2 separate regions of the Homo sapiens genome follow, and region 2 is linked to region 1. A link is a loop called in an ENCODE intact Hi-C map of the cell type or tissue named here. Cell type or tissue: Caco-2. All regions are shown on one strand. Each heading gives the region's core, and the rest is flanking DNA. Links, peaks and the distances in the headings are about the cores only.

Region 1 (6,310 bases), core at 1,619-5,618:
TTCCAGCAATGCCTGACTTTAAAACAATCCATAAGCCATTAGCTGGGGCAATATTAGACCTATAAGGATTCTTCCCAACAAGACACATCCATCACTCAGAGTTACAAATGCGGAGTTCATCTGGGGACTGGGATAGCACGGCATCTTCCCTTTGAAGAGCTCCAGCCCTATATTTAGATCTGCACTGGGGAGCCCAGGGGCGATCGGTACCCATCCATTCACCTGCCTCTCCAGGGTCTGCGAGCATCCATCTCAAGCCAGGCAGGCCTCTCGCTCATCTCTGATCTATCAGTCATCTCTCTATACCCATCTTCTCTGTATCCATCCACTTATCCAGCCAGCCAGCCATCCAGCCAGTGATTCACTCACAGTAATTCACTCTCTAGGGCCTGAGGTCCAGATCTCTCAGGTAAAGAATTCAGCACCAGAAGGATTTTCCCCACCTCAAAATGGTGTTTGGGGAGTGTCAGGCAGGGCCGACTGGGGTGGGACACACGCTTCCTCCCCTCCTCTCCCAGGATAGGTAGAGGTCATGAGCAGAGCCACAATGTCACAGCTAGGGCAACATCACTGAGAGCTGCTGCCCAGCTCAGGGGGTAGCCTGGGGTCACTGCATCCATCCTTTAATTGAGTTATAAGGTGACCACTTGCAGGTGAATTGTATCCTTCAGTGACCACTGCCTATCTGCATGGTACTGAGCTGCTTCTCAGTGGCACCTTGCCCTAGGGGTCTGCAGATGACACATCTGTATAGGCCTGCCTCTTCCTGCCAACCTGAGATGGGCAGCATCTTCCATTCACCTGGCCAGGGCCAGGCCCTGAAACAAGCACTCAGGATAGGGGGAGGTGGGGGTGGGGGTGGGGAGTGAGTAAGACAGGCTCCCTGCCCTTGAGAAGTGTACTGATTAATTGTGGGCAGCAGGGAAAAGGACCCTCGCAATCTCTGAGGTCTTGTAAGCTGTGTGTAAGCTTGTGTGTAACATTGCCCCCTTCTTGGGGCCTCACTCAGCACTGTTCTCAGGTGATAGCTGGTTCCCAATCACTTTTCCATTACAGAAATCGATAACTTGAATTACTCCAAAATAACTAGTACCTTCATGCCCCTGCAAAGCTAATTTTTCTGGGGATGCATTTGCCCACGAGTTTCTCTCTGGTCTGGAATCTGTCTTCTATCTTTATGAGTCAATCCAGGTAGAACACTCTCTCTTCTCCCACGTCTCACTCTTGTGGCAGAGTGAGAGTGGGATCTGGAGTCAGAGACTTAGGTTCAAGTCTTTGCTCTGACACTTACTAGCCCTTGTCAAGCTACCTAACCACCTAGAACGTCAGTTTCCTCATCTGTAAAATAAGATTTCAACACCCCAGTGTTCGAGAATTAAATGGAATAATAATGTACATGAATGTTCCTGGCATTTATTCGGGAATCAGTGAACCCTTGGATAAATATCTGTTTATTCTATGCCAGAATCTGAAGCCTGCTATAAATCTACATCATGAGGCCATCGTATAACGAGGTCCTAGTATCACTTCTGCAATAACAATATCTTACATTGGAGAAACAGATGATTATTTATAAATATACACATTCTCATAATGACAAAGGTGAGACTCAGGAAAGTTAAGTGAATTGCTGGGGGTGGGAAAGGGGGCAGCTGGCACAGCCCTCTGACTCTCTTCACAGTTTCCCACTTCCTCCATTGTCCCTGATTCAAAACCCGACGCAGCTCCAGGATCCTGCATGCGAAGTTCTGCTGTCCAGCAGATGCTGAAATGACAGGCCCTTTGAACATCCTCTTGGAGGAAGAGTTGTGAGCTTGGTGCAGGCTGCCCTTGGCACTGCCAGGGGAATAAATCCTCCTAGAAGTCGCCCGAGAAGGCTCATGCGGAAACCTCCGAAGGCTGGGCTCTGAAAGGAAGGAAAGAAACCGACATTACCAAGCATCTCTTTCATGCCAAGCACATTCATGGCCAGTTTCTTACTGACTCCTCAAAACCAATTGTTCTTAACCTTTTTAGGGGGTTGCATACCCCTTTGAGAATCTGCTGAAAGCTGTAGATGCTCTCCTCAGATAACGGCACATAATATGCACCTGAATGCAGTCGGGTCGAGGTTAAGAACTCCTGGTGTGAACCTGGGCTGTTTTCAGATTTTCTTAGGCATCAGGGACCTTCCCTTTTAGAGGGCCCACCCACAGCAGAGCAGACATTACATTTTCACACACACACACACACACACACGTAACATAGAGTTGCAGTTGTCTGTTTGGCATATGTGTTACATTTCCAGATATTTAACAAAACGTTAATTTCAAGTGTGTCCTTTCTTTTCCTATTTTGTAGCCAACAGGCTTTTCTGGTGAATTTTATTGAAATATATCACCAGTACAGACAAATACACAGCTCTTAAGTATACAGCTCAGTGAATTCTCATGAAGTGAGCACCCCGTGTAACTGGCACTCTGATCAAGAAACAGAACATCCTGAGCTCCCAGAAGCCCCCCAGGTCCCCATCCATTCGCTACCCCCGACCCAGGGTAATCTTGATCCTGACTCCCAATCAAAGGCGAGTTTGGCCTGTCTTTCAGTTTCATATAAGGGGAATCACATGGTGCATATGCATTTTTGTGTCTGGCTGCTTCTGTGGAACCATAAACTTCTTATTCAGGTCTCAGGCATTTTCAGAGGTGTATTAAAGGCTTATAGGCTATAGGTACTGTCAAAACCAGGGATTCTCAGCCTTACCTTCACATTAAAATCACCAGGGAAACTCTTTAAAATCCTGATGCCCAAGCTGTCCCCCAAAACAATTAAATCAGAATCTCTGAGGATAGGATCAGGCATTGGTGATTTTTCATGCTTCCAGTTGACATCCATTGCCACCAAGGTTGAACGCCTCGGGTCTAAACAACTCTGTGAGATATTAGTCTCCCTATTTAACAACTGGGGAATCTGAGGCTCCAAGAGTCTTCATGTGTCAGTGTCATGAAGCCAGAGCTCAAATTCAGATCTGATGTGGAGTGGTGTTTGCCTTGCCTTATCCCTGGGTGAATGGTAAAGCCCAAACCAGGTGGTGATGCCTCCTGTCTGGGCCCCCCTCATTGTGAGTCCTTCTAGAGGTGTGGAGAGGGATGTGGAGTTTCCCAGGCTCGACAGCCCAGGGGCTGGCCCTAGGGAGAAAGTCACCAGACTCCACCTTTGCCCCACACCTCTGGAAGCCACAGAAAAGTCCCTGCGGGTGGCAGTGGCTGCCAACCGGGGAGCCGTGGGGGACGTGTCACAACAGCCATAGTTCTTTCTGTCTCCACCTTTGATTCCCCGAGTGCAGTGCATAATCCTGCCACTCAGTGGCACCTCGAGCTTCTGTAAACCCTGTGGTTTCACACACACCCGCCCTGTGGCCAAAGGAAGGAAGCCAGACAGCAGGGTGCTGGCGCAGGGAGAGGAGCATGTGCAGCAGGAGCTTCCTGAGGCATGCCTGAGTGGCTGGGGCCTCACTTGGGACCTCGGGGACAGTCTGGCTGAGGCTGGAGCTGCTCCTGGGTCTTGATGGGGCCTGTCCCTGGCTGGCAAGGTGGGTGCAGGGACATGGCTACAGCCAGACCCCGGAGAGACAGGCCACCACCTGTAACTAAGCCAGCAGAGAGAAACCACACCTCCCCAGGCCCACAGTGAGTCGAGTCCCCCACTACCCTTCACCGGGCTGCCTCTGGGTCCCGCATGCCTGCGAGCACAGCCCATGCACCCTCCCGTGATGCCCTGGAAGTGGAGGTGCCAGCCCGGCCTCAAAACCCAGGCATGGCTCCAAGTCCTTCCCTGGGAATCTGCCTGATCCTAATCCCAGGACGGCTGAGGCCCTCAAGCTGTTAAGCGGCCTCTGAGGCTGGATCTGTCTTCTTCCTTGCAGTTTGGAGTCAGATTGCCTAGATTCAAAGCCAAGATCTGCAATTTCCCAGTTACTTAACGTCCATGAGCCTCAGTTTCCCCATATGTAAAATGGGAAATAAGAATCCATGCCATAGAGGGTTGCTGTGAGAATTGAATGACTAATTATGTAGAGTCTTAGCCTAGTGCCTGGCACATAGGAAGTGCTAAATAAACGTCAGCTACTATTATTATTATGATTACCATTTGAAAATGGAAGGGTTGAATGCCTCTCAGTCAGATAAGCACCCAGATTTGGTTTTACCCGTTTAGTAAATCCTCACCCCCTCCCCAGGACCTCATCTCTAGAAGAGCTGAGTTTGGATTCAAATCTGGCCTCGGGGTAGAACAAACTTCCTATCCCAAAACAGAATGAACCTGCCCTCATATTAGAGAACACGCTCACTTGTGGCAACCCACACACGGCCCAGGTTCCAGCAGAGGGAGTGAGTCCAGGCTGCACACAGCTCACTGCAGCCCTTAGCGGCAGTGACAACAAACATGAGAACCACCCAGAGGGGACTGCCCAGCCCCCACCTAAGAGGCTGGAGCCGTTGTCCCCACAGTCTGATGAGCCCCTCTCTGGGAACAGGCCTGAGTTTGTGATCCCAGCCTCCCTGCAGCCTCAGGCAGCTTCCCATCTGGGTGCCATCCCTGTGGTAACAGAGTGGGCACTGAGTCAGGAGACCTGGGTTCCAAGCTTGGGCCCTGTTATCATCAACCAGCTGTGTGGCCTAGGGCAAGTCACCCACCCTCTCTGGACCTCTGTGACAGGATTCAAGTGATCTTTAAATCCCCTGCCAGCTCTAACATATGGTTTCAGCAAAGTATCTGGCACATAGTAGGTGCTCAATAAATTATAAAATTCAAGACACAACTCTGCTAGGTTCCAACATCCAGCTACTTTCTCCATATTTGATCTTGGCCAAAAGGCCGAGAAGTGATCATCCAGCTACTTTCTCATCTTCAGTACTGAGTGACCTGTGTGATCCAGCTCCCAACAGGACCCAACCCAGGGGAAGAGCTCAAGAAATGAGGATTTATTGATATCATTAATTGATTACTTTTGGCCTCGCTTTCAGTCCAACCTGTTCCCCCACCCAAGGCTACAAGTGCCCCAAAGATTCCAGATTAGAGATGCTGAGGTGTCTGCCTCTTCAGTAGACTGCAAGCTCCAAGAAGACAGAGTTCATCCTGCTCCCCATGTCAGGTCCAGTTCAGGCAGCTGAGTATCCCCTCATGTGGTCCTGGAGCATAGAACTGACCCTCCATCGTCACGGGGCAGAGAAAGCATCACAGAGCTTCACGCTGGGCAAGTTCTTTTATTGGAAAAAGAAAAAAAAAAAAAAGGCCATAGCACTGCCTGTGCCCAGCCCTCCCATGGGAGATGCACAGGTCAGACACAATGCCCAGCCCCACAGGGGCCCAGGGAGGGCATAGGCCGTGGCCAGGGGCTGCGGTGGAGCCCACTGAACTGCGGCTCTCCAGGGGGATCCTTGGACCAGGACTCACTTGGGCCGAGGACTTCCTGAGGCTGCAAGGACTAGGCTGACTCTCTCTGGTCTCTGGGTAGGCCCTTGTATCCTACATGCTGCTCCCATGTCTGGTAGAAAAGCAGGCCTCTCTTTGACTCCAGAGAGCTACCTCCAGTGGCTGGTCTTGCACATCCACTTCTAACACCTCCCGCCAACTGAGATAGGCAGCCCCCTTCATTTCATCTTCGGGACACCAGCCCCAGGGGCTGCTCCCATCCCACCTGCTCCTCTGGGCCTCAGAAGCCGGGCATCATTGGCTGGACATCTCCTTTCCTTGCAAGGAGGGAGTTTGCCTTTCCCCTGCAGGCTGCTGGCACCTTTGAAGGTCCATGGAAACCTCACCTACAAAGCCTTAAAGAGCCCCAGCCCCTGGGCAGGCTGAACACACAGTGTCTGCAGCCCCGTTGTCTTGTCATGGGGAGCTGAGAGGGGGCACCAAAGGCCACCAAAGTTTGGCTCTTCTTTCCTAGAACCCCGGCTTCTCTTCCACTAGAACATATGCAGTAGAGTATGTTCCCTGGTAGCCCTAGGGGAGGGGCAAGGGGCTTTTGGACATTTACTTACAGGGGGTCAGGCTGGACCCACACAGGGAAGAAGTCACAGACCCTCAGGTAGCGAAGACAGCAGGATGCAGAGAAGCAGTCGTTGGCCTGGCAGCCAAGGGGAACACACAAACACACTCACACACACATGCACTCACCTGCATACACACACACTCATACACATGAACACTCATACACACATGCTTGTGCACACATGTTCATGCACATGCATGCACTCACACTCATATAAATGCACATTTGTGCACACGTGTGTGCACATGTACTCAGACACACACAGGTGTGCTTATAAAT
Region 2 (6,310 bases), core at 619-4,618, 94 kb after region 1:
TAAATTAAAAAGGTGTAACTCAGGATCTTTTGAATCCCAGCTTGGTGTACTCCCCACTGCCCCACACTGCCTCTCCTGGGGGCCTTGTCAGGAGGCATAAACAGGGCAGATCTCCTGGCTGGCGGATCTGCTGCAGCACTGACCACAGAGCTACTACACAGGGCACTCTGCAGGGTGCTGCTGTCACTCATTATCTCAGGAAGCCTTCAGCAACCAGCACTACCAGTACATAGATGCTATTAACTCTATTTTACAGATAAAGAAACTGAGGTTCAAGGTCCAACATACACAGGCCCAAGGACACACCACTAGGAAGTGCTCAGAATTCAGCACAGGTCAGTCTGACTCCAAAGCCTAGACTATGCCTGCCGCACCACATACGCTGCCTTCCCGTGCCTGTGTACTCCACACCAACAAGGACCAAGTCTCTTTCACATCCATACCTGGCCCATAGCAGGTTCTATTTAAGTGTTGGTTCATGAAATCATTATTCTTAAGGCCTAAGGCATTAAAAGAAACAAAAAAGGATATTTCATACAGATAGAAGTTACAATTCAACCAGAAGCTATAATAATCATGAAGCTTTTATACACCTGACAACATAGCATTAAGGTATATAAAGCAAAAATTGATTTTAAAAAAAGGAAAAATTGCCAAACCCATATGCACAATAGATTTCATACACCTCTATCAGAAATGCACAGATTAAGTAGCCCAGCAGTTCTCAAACATTTTGGTCTCAGAACCTCCTTGCACTCTTAAAAATTGAGACCCCAGGCTGGGCACGGTGGCTCACACCTGTAATCCCAGCAGTTTGGGAGGCTGAGGTGGGTGGATCACCTGAGGTCAGGAGTTTGAGACCAGCCTGGCCAACCAACATGGTGAAATCCTGTCTCTACTAAAAATACAAAAATTAGCCGGACATGGTGGCATGCACCTGTAATCCCAGCTACTCGGGAGGCTGAAGTGGGAGAATCACTTGAACCCAGGAGGCAGAGGTTGCAGTGAGCTGAGACTGCGCCACTACACTCCAGCCTGGGTGACAGAGCGAGACTCCTTCTCAAAAAAGAAAAAAATTGAGAATCCCAAAGAGATTTTGTTTACGTGGGTTTATACCTATCATTATTCACCATATTTGGAATTAATAATGAGGAAAAAGTTAAATGCATTAATGCTTTAAAATAATAAATGTTTATATGTTAATATAAATTTTTATGAAAAATAATTGTATTTTTCAAAACAAAAAATAATTTTAGTGAGAAGAGTGACATTGTTTTACATTTTTGCAAATCTCTTTAATGTCTGGCTTAACAGAAGCCAGCAGATTCTCATATATGCTTCCGCATTCAGTCTGTTGCCATATGTTGTTTTGGTTGAAGTATATGAAGAAAATTTGGCCTCACACATAAATGTAGTTGGAAAAGGGAGGAGTATTTTGATGGCCTTTTCAGTTAATTGTGAGTATGCTTCTTTGATACTACCCCAAAGACTGACATGTGTAGTTTCTTTCTTTTTTTTTTTCTTGAGACAGGGTGTCGCTCTGTCACCCAGGCTGGAGTGCAGTGGCGTGATCTTGGCTCACTGCAACCTCCACTGCCTCCCCTCAACAAACCCCACTCCCCAACCCCCACTCAAGTGTCGATCCTCCCACCTCAGGCTCCTGAATAGCTGGGACCACAGGCACACACCACCATGCCTGGATATTTTTTTGTATTTTTAGTAGAAACAGAGTCTCACCATGTTGCCCAGGCTGGTCTCAAAACTCCTGGGCTCAAGCAACCCACCCACCTCGGTCTCCCAAAGTGCTGGGAATACAGGCATGAGCCACCGCGCCTGGCCTGACATGTGTAGTTTCTTAAATGTAATGCAGAATCTGAAACCATATCAATAAGCTTCTCTTACCCAATTACCTTAAAATCCATTGGACTATCTTGTACCTTGAATGGGCATTTGAATTATGTACAGTTTTGACCCTGTATACCCCTCCGGAAAGAGTCTCGGGGTCCCCCTGGGGAACACTGACCATACTTTGAGAACCATTGAAATAGACAATAAAAGAGTGAAAAAATGTAGAATTTGATAACATAATTAGCAAGTTTGATCTAAGAGGTATTTATATAGAACTTTGCTCACAACAAACTACGAATACACATTTTTTTGAACAAATGGTCCCCTTTATCAGCTGGGGGAAAGGTCTGGACAGGCTGTGGATGCTCCAAGATGGACAGATGCCCGGCACAGTGCCCAGGTGTTCCACCTGCTGCTTAGGCCCTGGTTCGGCCTCAGCAAGAAGGGGCACTACATCAGAGAGCAGCCTTCTCCTGCCCAGGCTGCAGAACCAGGTCAAATGGCCACAGAGAGAGAGCTCCCCTGACAACAGCCCCATGGTGCAGCCCTCACCTCGGCTTGGTTCCTGTCAAGTTTCCCTCCTTGCATTCACCCTGTCCCGTGTCAGGGGCCCCCGGGGGTCCCCACGACAGAGCTGCCAGGTAAAGAGTGTCCATGCTCCTCTTCCAGGAGGCTTTCAGCCAGTCCCCTCTGCCCGTTACAGCCCTCGGAGCTGTCAGGTGTGGACTCACAGCTCTCTGATCATGCGCAGTTCTTACATAACCACCAGTAGAAACAAAGCCCTGCTCTGTCCAGGCCAGGTACTGGGACGCCAAGAACAGCACAGCCGACCAGCTGCCCAAGGAGGCAGCACTTTGCACAACCACCTGGGAGGCTCTAACACACCGTCAGTGCCCAAGGCCATACCTTCCCTGGAGGGCAGGAGCCTGCCAAGCCTGGAGGGGTGGGAGAGTCAGGGTGCAGGGGCAGAACTGCTGTTCAGAGCCCCAAACCAGAGCCAGAACCAAGGCATCCAAGGGCTTTCAGAACACACACCACTTTCTTTCTTTTTTTTTTTTTTTTTTTGAGACGGAGTCTTGCTCTGTCTCCCAGGCTGGAGTGCAGTGGCATGATCTCAGCTCACTGCAACCTCCTCCTCCTGGGTTCAAGCAATTTTCCTGCCTCAGCCTCCTGAGTAGCTGGGATTACAGGCACGCACCACCACGCCCGGCTAAGTTTTGTATTTTTAGTAGAGACAGGATTTCACCATGTTGGCCAGGCTGGTCTCAAACTCCTGACCTCAGGTGATCTGCCCACCTCGGCCTCCCAAAGTGCTGGGATTACAGGCATGAGCCACCATGCCCAGCCACCACTTTCTTTTTTTAAGAGACAGGGTCTTGCTCTGTTGCCCAGGCTGGAGTGCAATGGTGCAATCACAGCTCACTGTAACCTCGAACTCCTGAACTCAAGCAGTTCTCCCACCTCAGCCTCCAGAGTAGCTGGGATTGCAGGCGCATGCCACCATACCCAGTTAACTTTTCTAATTTTTGTAGAGATGGAGTCTTGCTGTGTTGCCCAGGCTGGTCTCAAACTCCAGGGCTCAAGCGATCCTCTCACCTCAGCCTCCCAAAGTGCTGGGATTTACGGGCGAGAACAACTGCACCCAGCCCATACAGCACATTTTTACCTCAAAGTCACACGTCCCTTGGGGATCTAACATTCCTAGGTGTTCATTCTGTGTGTTGGCACTGTGCAGGGGGCTTTCTTTCCATTCACCTTATTTGCTTCTCACAGTAACTGCTGAAGAAATTCCATTTTACAAAGAAGGAAATGAGGTTAAGTACTTGCCCAAGGTCATACAGCTAATATGTGGCCAGGATCTGAACCTGGCTCCATCGTCTGCAGAGCCCAGGCTCTCGCACCATTGCTACACTGCACTGCCTGGCCCTGCAGAGACCAGTCCTTCACCTTCTGAGTGGCCATCTGCATAACCTCTTCATGCTGGGGGCTGGGAGAGGGAGAGGGGAAAAGAAGGCCAAAGTTTACTCTACCTGGACCCCACTAGGTCATCCTGGACATCAAACACGGCTTGTCCCACCCTTGGGGCTCAGTGAGATGAGGCTTCTCCTGCCTCCTCTGCCTGCCTTGTATCTTTTTCTTACAACTAGATCAGAAGGAACAGAGCCATGTCTTTTGCACCTCTGTGTCCCCATGCATACCCTACCCCATGCCTTGCAGATAGTAGGTACTCTATGCATTTTCTGTGAATATTAAGGAGTGGCCCCTCACCCCTCTCCACTACCACTGCAAGGACAGACCCAGAGGAAGACAGGAGCCCTGGAAACATCCATTAGTGGGACTAAGGGGAGGAGCAGAGGGGGAAAGTGCCCAGTACTCCTGCCTTCCAGCAGAGCCAGCCCCCAGCTCCCCACGCCCTCCTAGGAGACACCTCCCCAAGGTACCCTCCCCACCAAAGACTGGGAGGTCAGGTGTCAGGCTAGGCTCTCAGGAAGGAATTCCCCTCCCTTCAAGCCTCCAGTCCAAATTCCTCTCAAGGGAGAGCCAATGAAAGGCAGGACTCAGACAGGAGAGAAAGACACCAAGCATGGGGCTCCTGAAGGTCCCCTCCCCTCTGATGCTTGCCTGGGTGCCCTGCTCAGACACACCATCAATTCCCCCTCTTCCCACTGTGTTCCCTACCATGGGTTGGAAGTTATCTTACCACAGAGTGGTTAAGCCCTGGCCTTTGTAGCCCAACATCTGGATTCAAATCCTAGCTCCTTCACATATGAGCTGTGTGGCCAAGGGCCAGTTACTCCACTTCTCTGAACTCCCTATCCCCTTGGTCATTAGGCCTACAGACTCAGAATCCAGGCCTCCTGGTTGTTTCTGGGCTCTGACTCTCGAAAAAGACTATCTGGGTTCAAATCCCAGCTCTAATCTGTGCTTAACCTCTCTGCCGCAGGATCTTTATCTGTAAGGTGGGGACAATAATAGTACCTACCCACCATCTAGCCTTATTGTGAGAATTAGCTGAGGGAGTTTATGCAATGTGCTCAGATCAGACTTGGCACACAATTAGCACCCACTAAGTATTGGCTATCATTAGCAATAGCTGATAAGCTTGGAACGTACCTTGCACCGCACCTTGCACCGCACCTTGCACCTTGCACCGTCCCTGGCAGGTAGTAAGAGCTCACTAAATAGAAGCTATGATTACCTTCACCCCCACTAGACTATCCTGGCCCTGGAGGTGGGTTCTGGGTCATATCCATCTTTGATTCCCCAGCAGCCAGCATGGGGCCTGGCACCAAGCTCAATGAAGACCTGCCAGGAGGACCAGAAGATCCAGGGTGTGGGGTGGCACGAGCCTCCCACCAGGGAGAAGAGGAACCGAGGTGTCGGGGAAGAGAAAACAGAGCAGAGGGAGAAAAGCCAAGGCAGAGAGATAAGCAAGTGAAGTGAGTGAGAAAAGGAACAGGAGAGGCTGTGGCGGAGAGAGATAAGGAGGAAGGATGGAGAAGGCGAGGGTCGAGGAAAATGCCCAGGGAGGCAGGGAGCCCTGGGGAGAAACGCTGGGCGAGGCCAGGGCTGCGGCAGGGGAGCCGAGCCGGGAGAGGGGCGCAAGACCTGGCGCTGGGCGGGACGCTCGGGCAGGGTGCGGGAGGGGCTGAGGGCCGCCCCCACTGCCTCCCCGCCTTGGAGCTGGGGCCAGGCGGCCGGAGATTGGCTGGGGCGCACGGCGAGGCCCGGGCTGGAGCCCCGAGGTGGGAGGCGCCAGGATCAGTCGGGGCGCCCGCAGCGCAGGCTGCCACCCACCTGGGCGACCTCCGCGGCGGCGGCGGCGGCGGCTGGGTAGAGTCAGGGCCGGGGGCGCACGCCGGAACACCTGGGCCGCCGGGCACCGAGCGTCGGGGGGCTGCGCGGCGCGCACCTGGAGAGGGCGCAGCCATGCGGGCGGCGGCGGCGGGGGGGGGCGTGCGGACGGCCGCGCTGGCGCTGCTGCTGGGGGCGCTGCACTGGGCGCCGGCGCGCTGCGAGGAGTACGACTACTATGGCTGGCAGGCCGAGCCGCTGCACGGCCGCTCCTACTCCAAGCCGCCGCAGTGCCTTGACATCCCTGCCGACCTGCCGCTCTGCCACACGGTGGGCTACAAGCGCATGCGGCTGCCCAACCTGCTGGAGCACGAGAGCCTGGCCGAAGTGAAGCAGCAGGCGAGCAGCTGGCTGCCGCTGCTGGCCAAGCGCTGCCACTCGGATACGCAGGTCTTCCTGTGCTCGCTCTTTGCGCCCGTCTGTCTCGACCGGCCCATCTACCCGTGCCGCTCGCTGTGCGAGGCCGTGCGCGCCGGCTGCGCGCCGCTCATGGAGGCCTACGGCTTCCCCTGGCCTGAGATGCTGCACTGCCACAAGTTCCCCCTGGACAACGACCTCTGCATCGCCGTGCAGTTCGGGCACCTGCCCGCCACCGCGCCTCCAGGTA

Evidence for each region. A loop is a pair of places that touch in the nucleus more often than their neighbours do. Peaks named below come from ENCODE experiments on the same cell type or tissue, not always from the same donor. Only the 100,000 strongest peaks of a DNase experiment are listed, where the experiment ranks them.
Region 2: it touches region 1 in a loop (5-fold over the local background); 20 of 110 quality-filtered maps call a loop at or near these places.

Annotation. Positions count from the first base shown.
Region 1 is chr10:97,866,662-97,872,971 of GRCh38, reverse strand. GOLGA7B (golgin A7 family member B) reads right to left here. Exons shown (of 5, transcript NM_001010917.3): 5 at 1,394-6,310. The region is part of intron 14 of CRTAC1 (cartilage acidic protein 1); the gene reads left to right. Among named protein-coding and RNA genes, the nearest start is that of MIR3085, 6.1 kb to the left of the region's middle. In Caco-2, for the core only: a CTCF peak has its summit at 3,398; a DNase peak (open chromatin) is centred at 3,441.
Region 2 is chr10:97,771,302-97,777,611 of GRCh38, reverse strand. SFRP5 (secreted frizzled related protein 5) reads left to right here and starts at 5,613. Exons shown (of 3, transcript NM_003015.3): 1 at 5,613-6,307. The coding sequence starts at 5,779. RefSeq lists an enhancer at 2,486-2,780. In Caco-2, for the core only: no CTCF peak of the experiment used is centred there; a DNase peak (open chromatin) is centred at 2,634.